Regions from separate parts of the Homo sapiens genome. Here all the other regions are linked to region 4. The links are chromatin contacts, found by Hi-C or POLR2A ChIA-PET in ENCODE. All regions are on one chromosome and are shown on one strand. The core of a region is the stretch at or near the end of the contact, and the rest is flanking DNA. Distances in the headings are between cores, read along the strand shown.

Region 1 (2,784 bases), core at 227-2,726, 250 kb after region 4:
TAAAGCAAAGCCTTGGTAAATAAATGTCCACACGGACACATATATAATTATGATTAAATGTTTATACACTAAAAAAGTTGGCTTCACCATTTTCTAAATTTTCTCCTCTGCATACAAAATTATAATCTTAAACTGTTTCTCAAAATATCTAACGAGAACCTTATTTTAAAAATCAAAACAAATGAGGAAGTAGGGAATAGTTCATTTTTAGCCTTATGAATATAATTGAGGGTTTCATTTCTACACCCAAATACCTACTGGTTTCTGCAACAAAGGAAAGCAGTCATGACTTTTTTTTTTTTTTTTTTTTTTTGTAGAGATGAGGTCCACTGTGTTGCCCAGGCTAGTCTCCAACTCCTGGACTAAAGCAATCCTCCCGCCTTGGCCCCTTGGGATTACAGGCACAAGCACTTCACCTGGCCAGACCTATGTTTTATGATTTAGATGTTACTGAAAAGTCAGTGACTTAGAGAAAGACACAAAGGCATGCTTATCACATCTGCCACGAAGCTAAGAAGAACGGTTAATACAGATATAACAGAAGCAAGAATCAAAAACGTGGTCAGGCTAGGCGCGGTGGCTCACGCCTGTAATCCCAGCACTTTGGGAGGCCAAGGTGGGCAGATCACTTGAGGTCAGGCGTTCCGGACTAGTCTGGCCAACATGGTGAAACTCTGTCTCTACTAAAAACACAAAAATTAGCCGGGCATGGTGGTGGGCACCTGTAATCCCAGCTACTTGGGAGGCTGAGGCAGGAGAATCACTTGATCCAGGGAGGGGAAGATTGCAGTGAACAGCGATTGCGCCACTGCACTCCAGCCTGGGCGACAAAGCGAGACTCCAACTCAAAAAACAAACAAACAAACAATAAAAACATGTGGTCAAACTTGAAACTAGTGGATGCCATTCATTGCATTTGTTTCAAAGTCCTATGGTTACGGCTGCTGTGGTATGGCTGCTTGTTTTCGGCAGAACACATACCCACAGGTTAGAGAGACAGCTTTGTCAGGAAATGGCGGAGGGGCGGGGGATGGGGGGTGGAGAAGACCAAGTGTAACTGACCACCTTGTCAGAAGCAGCCAGCAGTTTGATGCGGCTTCTGAAAATGACAGTGCTAGTGTTAAAGCTGAAGTTCCAGTGGTTTCAGCACTGGTCCTCCAATATCTAAGATCAGTAAATAACGGCCCATGGGCCAAATGCAGCCCATAGCCTGTTTTTGTACGCCTCTCCAACTACAAATGGGTTTTGCATTTTTAAATGGTTGGAAAAGAAAAAGCAAAAGGCACATAATATTTCGTGGCATGTGAAAATTTTATGAAATTCAAATTTCAGTGTCCACAAATAAAATGTTACTGGAACACAGCCACGCCTATTCATTTACATGTTGCCCTATGCCTGCTTTCATGTTACGAGGTCAGAGTTGAGTAGTTGCAACAGAGACCTTACGGCTTGCAAGTCTAAAATATTGCTATCTGGCGGTTTGCAGAAAAAGTTAGTTGACCTCTGCTGTAACGCATTGCGTTCAATATTTTCTAAAGGGCAATAAGAAAGAGGAACCACAGGAATGGTGAGGGAGACAAAAGCATTTCATAAATTCAATCTGAAGGAATTGAGAGTAGCAAGCCAGTGGAAGAGAAGATCAAAGGAGAACAATCTAGATTTCTTTTCTTTTCTTTTTTTTTTTTCTTTGAGGTAGAGTCTCACTCTGTCTTCTAGGCTTGAGTGCAGTGGCGCAATCCCGGCTAACTGCAACCTCCGCCTCCTGGGTTCAAACAATTCTCTGCCTCAGCCTCCTGAGTATCTGGGATTACAGGCGCCCACCACCAGGCCCGGCTAATTTTTGTATTTTTAGTGGAGATGGGGTTTCACCATCTTGGCCAGGCTGGTCTTGAACTCCTGACCTCATGATCCACCTGCCTCGGCCTCCCAAAATGCTGGGATTACAGGCATGAGCCACCGCACCCAGCCAACATTATAGATTTCTTTAAATGTTTAAAGAGTCAGCATGTGGAAAGGGCTTGTGTTTGTCACTATAGTGGTAGAAACGATCCTGAAAGCTCTAAGGAGTCAGATACCAACTAAACATGAGAAAGCATCTTCCAACAAATCAAAGTGGAAAATCATAGAGGTTGTATTACCAAAAAGAGCCCACACCCAAGCGATGGCTGGTATTAAGCCCAAAGGCAAGATGATTGCCATCCAAGATTATCATAGAAAGGACTCTTAAGTGGGTAGGAAGTTTAACTGGTTTAATACTCAGGTTCTTTCCGTGATTTTATCTCAAAAGAAAGAAAACTGGCCAGGCGCGGTGGCTCACGCCTGTAATCCCAGCATTTTGGGAGACCAGGGCGGGCGGATCACTTGAGGTCAGGAGTTTGAGACCAGCCTGGCCAATATGGTGAAACCCCGTCTCTACTAAAAATACAAAAATTAGCTGGGTGTGGTGGTGCATGCTTGTAATCCCAGCTACTCGGGAGGCTGAGGCAGGAGAATTGCCTGAACCCGGGAGGTGGAGGTTGCAGTGATGCAGTGAGCCGAGTTGGCACCACCGCACCCCAGCCTGGGTGACATGACAGAGTGAGACACCATCTCCAAAAAAAAACAGAAAGAAAGAAAACAATCATAATTGGCAGGTGAAAGCGTAACGAACAATTTCTGCTACCACATTCACGAAGGATTAGACCCTACAGGGAAATCTACTTTTATTATATATTTATATATGTATTTTATTATATATAGTTATATGTAATAAATATATATCGATTAAAATGGGCATGTTAAAAA
Region 2 (2,955 bases), core at 157-2,656, 220 kb after region 4:
CAAAAGAGCACACTGTAATAGCTGATGTTTACAAAGATCACTCAGGAAATCGAGACAGGGAAAGTCATTTTGTTCTGTTTTGTTTTGTTTTAGGATTACATGAGATAATGTTCACAAAGCCTGTAATGAAGTTACTGAAACAGCCATGTCCAACCCTTTGAATAAGAGGACTTTTTGGCTTATCTGTGGTGGCAGATATCACAAAAATTATACACGGACCTTTATTTATTTATTTTAGCTCATCAGTTATCATTAGTTTTATTTTATTTTATTATTTATTTATGTATTTATTTATTTTGAGACGGAGTCTCACTCTCTCGCTCATGCTGGAGTGCAGTGGTGCAATCTCGGCTCACTGCAAGCTCGGCTCACTGCAAGCTCCACCTCCCAGGTTCACGCCATTCTCCTGCCTCAGCCTCCCGAGTAGCTGGGACTACAGGTGCCCACCACCACGCCCGGCTAATTTTTGTATTTTTAGTAGAGACGGGGTTTCACCGTGTTAGCCAGGATGGTCTCCATCTCCTGACCTCGTGATCCACCTGCCTTGGCCTCCCAAAGTGCTGGGATTACAGGCGTGAGCCACCGCACCCGGCCAGTGTTAGTGTATTTTATATGTGGTCCAAGACAATTCTTCCAATGTGGCCCAAGGAAGCCAAAAGTTTGGACACCCATGTTCTAAAACATAGCACGCTTATAAATATGTTAGCTATTATTAGAGAAACCATCTTTACAAGATTCTGGTAAACCTTTCTTATCAGGAACACCCAGCTCGTTTCCCAAGAGTGTCAAGTAGCTGAAGTTTTCCTGCAGAAGTTATCCACTGGGATATAGGAGGTAATATGGCTGTGGTCCGTGCTGGGTGAAACTGAAAACATCTGACTGAGCCAAAGAGAAGAGACTAAAGATAAATGTTGCTGAAATAAACACAGTCAATTGTTAAGACAGTCATGACATTAAGACAAAGGAAGAAAAGTTTTCAGAGTGACTCATCTTTTGGTTCTTCAGAGTGATCATATCTTCCTTGGAAACAGAAAATACATGGAGATGTGTGAACTATGCATGCCTCTGTGTTTATGACTCGAAGATAAGCTGTGGTGAGGGAAAGTCTATATTAGTATTCAAGGCCACAGAAACCAGTCTCTTTTACAAATTACCGTGTAATTAAACAGAAGGCACATGAGATGTATTTTAAGCACATCCCCTTTCTTATTCTTAGTATTCCACTCAACGTCCAAACCCTTATTAATATCTCTGGCCAAAACCACAACTTAAAAACTGCAAACTCATTGTACTATCAAGGAATATTTTCTAATTGTGCCTTAAAACCAACTGTCAGACAAGCTGAGTTCCCATCATGAATAATGGTATACAGAGGCTGACTCAGCGGTAAAGGGTGGAGAAAACGCAGAAAGAGGGGGAAAGCCGTAGGTAAGACAAGACATGAGGCCAGGTGCGGTGGCTCACTCTGTAATCCCAGCACTTTGGGATGCTGAGGCGGATGGATCACTTAAGGTCAGGAGTTTGAGACCAGCCTGGTCAACATGGTGAAATCCCGTCTCTACTAAAAATACAAAAATTAGCTGGGTGTGGTGGTGGGCGCCTATAGTCCCAGCTACTCGGGAGGCTGAAGCATGAGAATCGCTTGAACCCGGGAGGTGGAGCTTGCAGTGAGCCAAGATCACGCCACTGCACTCCGGCCTGGGCGACAGAGCAATATTCCATCGCAAAAAAAAAAAAAAGAAACAGTAACTAAAAAGAGTAAAAATTAAAGAAATAGTTCATCATAAAATGGAAACACATAATGAACTTCTTTCAACATTCCAAGTTGTTGTGTGGTTTGGTTTTGTTTTTAAGAGATGGGGTCTTGCTTTGTCACACAGGCTGGAGTGCAGTGGTGTGATCATTTCTCACTGCAACCTTCCTGGGCCCAAGGGATCCTCCCACCTCAGCCTCCTGAGCAGCTGGGACTACAGACACATGCCACTGCATATGTCTAATTTTTTTTTTTTTGGTAGAGACAGGGTCTCACTATGTTGCCCAGGCTGATCTTGAACTCCCGGCCTCAACTGATCCTCCCACCTCAGCCTCCCAAGTAGCTGGGACGACAGGTGTGCACCACCACGCCCAGCTGTTTTGTTGTTGTTGTTTAGAGACAGAGGTCTCACTACCTTGCCTAGGCTGGTTTCAAACTCCTGACCTCAAGCAATCCTCCCGCTTCCACCCTCTAGAGCATTCTGCCTCCTAGAGCACTGGGATTATAGGCATGAGCCACCACACTGGCCAACATTCTAAGTTTGTTTTTGTTTTTGTTTTTGAGACAGAGTCTTGTTCTGTCACAGAGGCTCGAGTGCAGTGGCATGATCTCAGCTCACTGCAACCTCCACCTCCCGAGTTCAAGCGATCCTCCTGCCTCAGCCTCCCAAGTAGCTGGGATTATAGACTAATTTTTTTGTGTCTTAGTAGAGACAGGGATTCACCACGTTGGCCAGGCTGGTCTTGAACTCCTGACCTCAAGTGACCCTCCCACCTCAGCCTCCCAAAGTGCTGGGATTACTGGCATGAGCCACCACACTAGCCAACATTCTAAGTTTTTAAAATCACAGAGTAGTAAGGAGAATTAATGATCCAGAGAAAAGACGTTACCATCTATAAACTCCTGCGCATTCAGAACTGTCTTAAACCCTTTATAAACCTTATTGCTATACCTCTGAGATTCCTCTTTTGCAGATGGGTAAAAAGAAGTTCAGAAAAATTAAATGATTCAGAACTGGAAGTAAAATTGTGTTGTTTCAAAGCAAGGCTGTTTCCACTACACTGATAATTCCTAAATGATTCCTAAATGCTAGTGCACAGGTTCATTGCCAAATGGAAAAAACAAAGCAAGTGCGGTCTGTTTTCAGAAAGCTAAATTTATTCATCACATAACTACTGAAATTGTATTCCTTCTAATATTTA
Region 3 (3,059 bases), core at 110-2,609, 200 kb after region 4:
TTGGGTTTTGTTTTTTTTTTTTTGAGAACGGAGTCTTGCTCTGTGTCCCAGGCTATAGTGCAGTGGCACAATCTTGGCTCACTGCAACCTCTGCCTCCCGTGTTCAAGCGATTCTCCTGCCTCAGCCTCCCAAGTAGCTGGGATTACAGGTGCCCGCCACCAGGCCCAGGTAATTTTTGTATTTTTAGTAGAGACGGGGTTTCACCATGTTGGCCAGGGTGGTCTCCAACTCCTGACCTCAGGCGATCTGCCCGCCTTGGCCTCCCAAAATGCTGGCGATTACCGACGTGAGCCACCACGCCCAGCCCGAGCCTGTACTCTTAATGTGCTTCCCCCATGTGAAAAGTTCCCCAACAAATCAAGGGCAAATCAAGCCAGTACATTCTGGTGAATTCTCAGGAGGGAAGACCACTGCATATCAGAGAAGCTTTGTAGAAGAATGAGGCCACATTTCTACCATGATGATAGGAAACATTAACTCTGAACTTCCAATTAAGCAAAATGTTTTCCTCCCTCAAATAATTCAATTCTTCTCATTAGCAGACTTGTGTTACAGAAAATCGTACCCCATTACTATGTTTGGAGTTTCATCGATAAAAATTCATGGAAATTTGTTTTGTCTGTCGTTATGTAAGCACCTCCACAACGTCGCTGATGTTTTCTCTTGGCCCACAAAGCCTGACATATTTGTTTACTCTCTTTACAGAAAATGTTTGCAGACCCCTGCTCTAATTAACACAAAGAAAGAGGGCAGAGGGGAGTGGCAGGCGGTCACGGTATTGATGAGAATAATTCCCCACACCTGGAACTACAGAGTAGCCAATAACCCAGCTGGTTCTCTCCCAAGCTGCTCCACAAGCTCTTAGTCATTTCGAGATTGAGTTTCTTTCCTCCTCCTGCTCTGTCTATATTTTCTCCATTACCTCTCACCAAGGGGTAAGCAAAGCAAAGGAAAAAAAAGTAAAACTTAGTTCACTCAAGTTTAATACTACTTAGAAACTGACAAAAGGGAAGAGATTTGACTGGTACCTCATCTTTTGAGTTGATTCACCACTGTTTTCTGTTACCTAAAATATTTGAAAATTGGCCACTCCTACAAAGTATCAGTTTGCTCATTCACTCAACAAACCCTAAGCATTTTCCATGTACCCTGCCCCCGGACACAATACTGGATCAATCAGCTAGACAGAGTAGCTCACAGGTGAGCAGAAGCTTTATATATATAACAGCACAACACAACATGTTCTATAATGGAAAGCAGTTTTAAAAGAGTACAGGAAATGCAAAGTAAAACCACAGTGAGATACCACCACACACTCATTAGAATCGCTACAAACAAAAGACGGATAATACCAAGTACTGACAAGGATGTGGCAAACCCAAAACGCTCATATGTTGCTAGTGAGAGTAAAAAAATGCAAGAACTACTTTGGAAAACAGCCTGGCAATTTCTTTATAAGTTAAACATAAGTTTAATATAAGACCCAGTGGCCAGGCCCAGTGGCTCACGCCTGTAATCACAACACTTTGGGAGGCCGAGGTGGGTGGATCATGAGGAGTTCGTGACCATCCTGGCCAACATGGTGAAACCCTGTCTCTACTAAAAATACAAAAATTAGCTGGGCGTGGTGGCGCACGCCTGTAGTCCCAGCTACTTGGGAGGCTGAGGCAGGTGAATCACTTGAACCCAGGAGGAGGAGGTTGCAGTGACTCCAGCCTGGCGACAGAGTGAGACTCCATCTCAAAAAAAAAAAAAAACCCCAGCAATTCCACTCCTTAAAGTATCTTCCCAAGAGGAACGAAAGCACATGTCCATCCAAGAATTGTATACAAATGATCACAGCAGCAATATTCACAGTAGCCCCGAATTAGAAACAAATCTCTATCAACTGGTGATGAATAAACAAAATGTGGTACATCCCTATAATGGAATGCTATTAGCAGTAAAACAAGAACCAGCTATTGGCCAGGCATGATGGCTCCCGCCTGTAGTCCCAGCACTTTGGGAGGCTGAGGCAGGCAGACTGCTTGAGCTCAGGAGTTCGAGACTAGCCTGGGAAACATAGTGAGACCCCCGTCTATACAAAACAAAAATACAAAAATTAGCCAGGTGTGGTGGCATGTGCCTGTAGTCCCAGCTACTCAGGAGGATGACGTTGGGAGGATCACTTGAGCCCAGGAGGTGGAGGCTGCAGTGAACTGTGATTGCACTCTAGCCTGGGTGATCACAGTGAGACCCTATCTCAAAAAACAACAACAAAAAAAAAACCCAACCACTGATGCATTCAACAACACGAATGAACTCAAAAACTTTATGTTGAGTAAAAGAAGCCAGTCTCGGCCAGGCGTGGTGGCTCAGGCCTGTAATCCCAGCACTTTGGGAGGCCGAGGTGTGCGGATCACGAGGTCAGGAGATTGAGACCATCCTGGCTAGCATGGTGAAACTCCATCTCTACTAAAAATACAAAAATTAGCCAGGCGTGATGTGGGCACCTGTAGTGCCCGCTACCCTGGAGGCTGAGGCAGGAGAATGGCATGAACCCGGGAGGCGGAGATTGCAGTGAGCCGAGATCGCGCCACTGCACTCCAGCCTGGGCGACAGAGCGAGACTCTGTCTCAAAAAAAAACAAAACAAAAAAAAAAAAGGTCAGTCTCAAAGGACTACATGTTGTATAATTTTTATACGAAATTACTAGAAAAGACAAAACTATAGAGACGTAAATCACATCACTAGTTGCCGGGGATCAGGGTAAGAGCAAGAACTGACCACAAACAGGCAAGGAGGATGTTTAGGGGGGAATGGAAAGTTCTAAAACTGGACTGCGGTGATGGCTGCACAGATGTATGGATTTACTAAAACTTAAGAGCTTTTGTTGTTTTACTGAAACTTATTCATTTTACACTTAAGATAGGTGAGTTTATCATGTGCAAAAAAGAATTTTTAGCCAGGCACGGTGGCTCACACCTGTAATCTTAGCAGTCTGGGAGGCCAAGGTGGGTGGATCACCTGAGGTCAGGAGATCGAGACCAGCCTGGTCAACATGGCAAAACCCCGTCTC
Region 4 (2,809 bases), core at 287-2,786:
GTTGAGCTGGTGCCAGGGCTGTTTCCCTGGGGCCAGATGGACTTCGGCACATCTTTAGAAGGCGTCCACTCTATAGGATCAGCCACACCTGCAGGCCTCATCCATCTCGCACTGGGACAAGGCAGAGCAAAGGGCTTGTTTGAGCAGCCCGTGTAAAACTGCGTCCTCGTTTTGGATAGAATCAGTCTCCCACCTGGAAGGTGCAAGGAGAAGCCCACAGGAGAGCTTGGTCCAGCTGGGGCTGAGCTTGCATCTTGGAGGCAATCTTATTAGCTGACGTTCACTGAGATATGAAGTCTCCATGATTAATTACACTCTCAATTTGAACCACAAAGGGCAATAGCCAACAGGGGCTTGCCCTGTTAATTGAAATGAGAAGTTTTTGATAAATGCTAAATGAAAAAAGGCTAAGCAGGAACTCCAGCCAGGAATTGCTACATTATGTAACTATAACCCTCAGCCCTAAAATAGGGATGGATGAACAACACATATCACATGTCAGATTTTTTTCTCTCCATCCTGGAACTTCTCCTGAAGACTCCAAGGTGTTGCAGATCTCATTCTCATTCCCCTCCAATGAAAGTAAAGTTTAGCCCTGAATTAATGTAGGATTCCTTGAACTTGAATCTTAAGAGGGATACACATAAAACCAAGGAGCTTTCAAAGCAGCTAGTCCCCAAAGACCACTTATTAAGTGACCCTATTCATATGAAATGCCCAGAAAAGGGAAATCTATGGAGACAGAAAGTAGATCAGTGTGGTTGCTGAGGCTTGGGAGATGGGTGAGGGGAGAGGGTAGGGAGATGATAGCTAAAACATATGAGGTTTCTTTGTGGGGTGATGAAAATGTTTTACATTTGATTGTGGTGAGGTAAACATGTGATTATAGTAAAATCCACTGAACTATACATTCAAAATGGCTGAATTGTATGGTATGTGATCTATATCTCAATAAAGCTGTTTTTTTGGGTTTTTTTTTTAGACGGAGTCTCATTCTGTCACCTGGGCTAGAGAGCAATGGTGCAATCTCGGCTCACTGCAACCACCACGTCCCAAGTTCCAGCAATTCTCCTGTCTCAGCCTCCCAAGTAGCTGGGATTACAAGCACGTGCCAGCACACCCGGCTGATTTTTGTATTTTTAGTAGAGATGGGGTTTCGCCATGTTGGCCAGGCTGGTCTCAAGCTCCTGACCTCAGGTGATCCACCCGCCTTGGCCTCCAAAAGTGCTGGGATTACAGTGGTGAGCTATTGTGCCCAGCCAATAAAGCTGTTTTTTAAAAAAGAGACAAAACTAAGGAGCTTTCAGAATGTGCTGGAGAACTGACCTAAAACTTGACTTAAAAGGTCAACTGCTATGCATCAACTTAAAAAAAAACAAACCAAAACCCTAAATGCAAATCATGCCAGAAGCAGTCAATTCTTGCTTTGTTAGCAGTTAATACCTAAAGTGCTATTTTTAAAGCATTTGCTCTTGGCACTAGAATGCACCGCAAACCCTGAGCGGTTTGTGTTTTTTCTCTGCAAAATGACTCTCTTAAAGGAGTTTGACTCATAAGGTGCATCTGATGTGTAGAAAGGCACTGAAAGGCAGCTGTGGCAAGGGGAATGTTTCTGTTTTGTACCCTTCTCAGTTATAGTTCAGTGCCACAAACACTTGAAACTCATTGCTTTAAGAAGAGGGACGAGGCAAATGAGAAATTTGAGCACATCACACAAAACAATGTAATAGTCCATGGTTTTGGCCAGGCGCCGTGGCTCACACCTGTAATCCCAACACTTTGGGAGGCCAAGGAGGGCGGATCTTTTGAGGTCAGGAGTTGGAGATCAGCCTGACCAACATGGTGAAACCCCGTCTCTACTAAAAATCCAAAAAATTTAGCCAGGCATGGTGGCGCATGCCTGTAGTCCCAGCTACTCAGGAGGCTGAGGCAGGAGAATCGCTTAAACCCGAGAGGCAGAGGTTGCAGTGAGCTGAGATCGCACCACTGCACTCCAGCCTGGGAGACAGAGCAAGGTTCCATCTCAAAAAAAAAAAAAAAAAAAAAAAAAGCCTATGGTTTCTAGCCCCCAGGATGCCTTTTAGGAACTGGGGAGAAGATGAAAGCAAATGAGAACTTGCAAGAGAGGTGGCCAGAGGAAAGTCAAGGAAGGAAGCTGGGAAAAATCACCCTAGGAGCTAACGTTTTCAAGTGCTTGCTCCGTACCAGAGTCTGTGTCAGGCACTTCAGATTCGCTTTCTCATTTCATCCTTGTGATGTAATACAAAATAGATTTGGTTTTTGTCACTGCTTCCTAAGACAATGCTCCAAAAACTCCTGGAATTTCCTGAGTGATGGGGGTGACTTTTGGGATGCATAACAAGCTCCTTCAGATCACATACACAGGTGAGGGGCCCTAGATGGCCTCAAGATGGCTCTGGTCACCAGAAACACCAGGTGATTAGGGGGTTAGAACTTTCAGCCCCATCCACTGACCTCTAGGGAGGGAGGGGGTGCTGGGATTGAGCTCCATAAACGCTTAAACACACTGACCTGCTGGGAGGATGGCACACCCAGAGGGGGCACGGAAGCCCCAAGTCCCCACCCCCCAATACCTCACCTGATGCCTCTCTCCCATTTACCTGCTGCTGAGTCATATCCTTGATAATAAACTGGTAAATCTAAGTAAATGTTTTCCTGAGTTCTGTGAGCCTTTCTAGCAAATTATTGAGCCTGAGGAAGGAGTCGTGGAGACCCCAGATTAAAAAAAAAATTTTTTTTAGTAAAAAAAATAGAGATGGAGTCTCACTCTGTTGGCCAGGCTAGTCTC

The links. Hi-C counts contacts between places; a loop is a spot of excess contacts on that map. ChIA-PET counts read pairs that join two places held with the same protein, here RNA polymerase II (POLR2A). Pooled maps may share reads with other maps.
Region 1: a pooled map shows a loop between it and region 4 (1.9-fold over the local background). The contact joins two enhancer-like sites. A Hi-C loop is called at or near these places in 2 of 37 single-sample maps with no recorded cell type and 4 of 50 pooled maps. POLR2A ChIA-PET finds 5 or more read pairs at or near these places in 2 of 52 experiments (activated CD4-positive, alpha-beta T cell and activated T-cell).
Region 2: a pooled map shows a loop between it and region 4 (4-fold over the local background). The contact joins two enhancer-like sites. A Hi-C loop is called at or near these places in 2 of 50 pooled maps. POLR2A ChIA-PET finds 5 or more read pairs at or near these places in 6 of 52 experiments (HCT116, PC-3, RWPE1 and 2 more).
Region 3: a pooled map shows a loop between it and region 4 (2.5-fold over the local background). The contact joins two enhancer-like sites. A Hi-C loop is called at or near these places in 2 of 50 pooled maps. POLR2A ChIA-PET finds 5 or more read pairs at or near these places in 5 of 52 experiments (PC-3, RWPE1, SK-N-SH and 2 more).

What each region holds. Positions count from the first base shown.
Region 1 is chr17:67,400,748-67,403,531 of GRCh38, reverse strand. The region is part of intron 1 of PITPNC1 (phosphatidylinositol transfer protein cytoplasmic 1); the gene reads right to left. Among named protein-coding and RNA genes, the nearest start is that of PITPNC1, 25 kb to the right of the region's middle. RefSeq lists a silencer at 1,085-1,379. Within about 2 kb of position 1,476, at least 5 of the 41 ENCODE cell types and tissues checked have a DNase peak (open chromatin) inside an H3K27ac peak, as active enhancers do.
Region 2 is chr17:67,429,847-67,432,801 of GRCh38, reverse strand. All of the region lies in intron 1 of PITPNC1 (phosphatidylinositol transfer protein cytoplasmic 1), which reads right to left. Among named protein-coding and RNA genes, the nearest start is that of MIR548AA2, 40 kb to the left of the region's middle. Within about 2 kb of position 1,406, at least 8 of the 41 ENCODE cell types and tissues checked have a DNase peak (open chromatin) inside an H3K27ac peak, as active enhancers do.
Region 3 is chr17:67,451,216-67,454,274 of GRCh38, reverse strand. All of the region lies in intron 1 of PITPNC1 (phosphatidylinositol transfer protein cytoplasmic 1), which reads right to left. Among named protein-coding and RNA genes, the nearest start is that of MIR548AA2, 19 kb to the left of the region's middle. Within about 2 kb of position 1,359, at least 5 of the 41 ENCODE cell types and tissues checked have a DNase peak (open chromatin) inside an H3K27ac peak, as active enhancers do.
Region 4 is chr17:67,649,683-67,652,491 of GRCh38, reverse strand. All of the region lies in intron 6 of PITPNC1 (phosphatidylinositol transfer protein cytoplasmic 1), which reads right to left. Among named protein-coding and RNA genes, the nearest start is that of NOL11, 67 kb to the left of the region's middle. RefSeq lists enhancers at 973-1,052, 1,733-1,892. Within about 2 kb of position 1,536, at least 3 of the 41 ENCODE cell types and tissues checked have a DNase peak (open chromatin) inside an H3K27ac peak, as active enhancers do.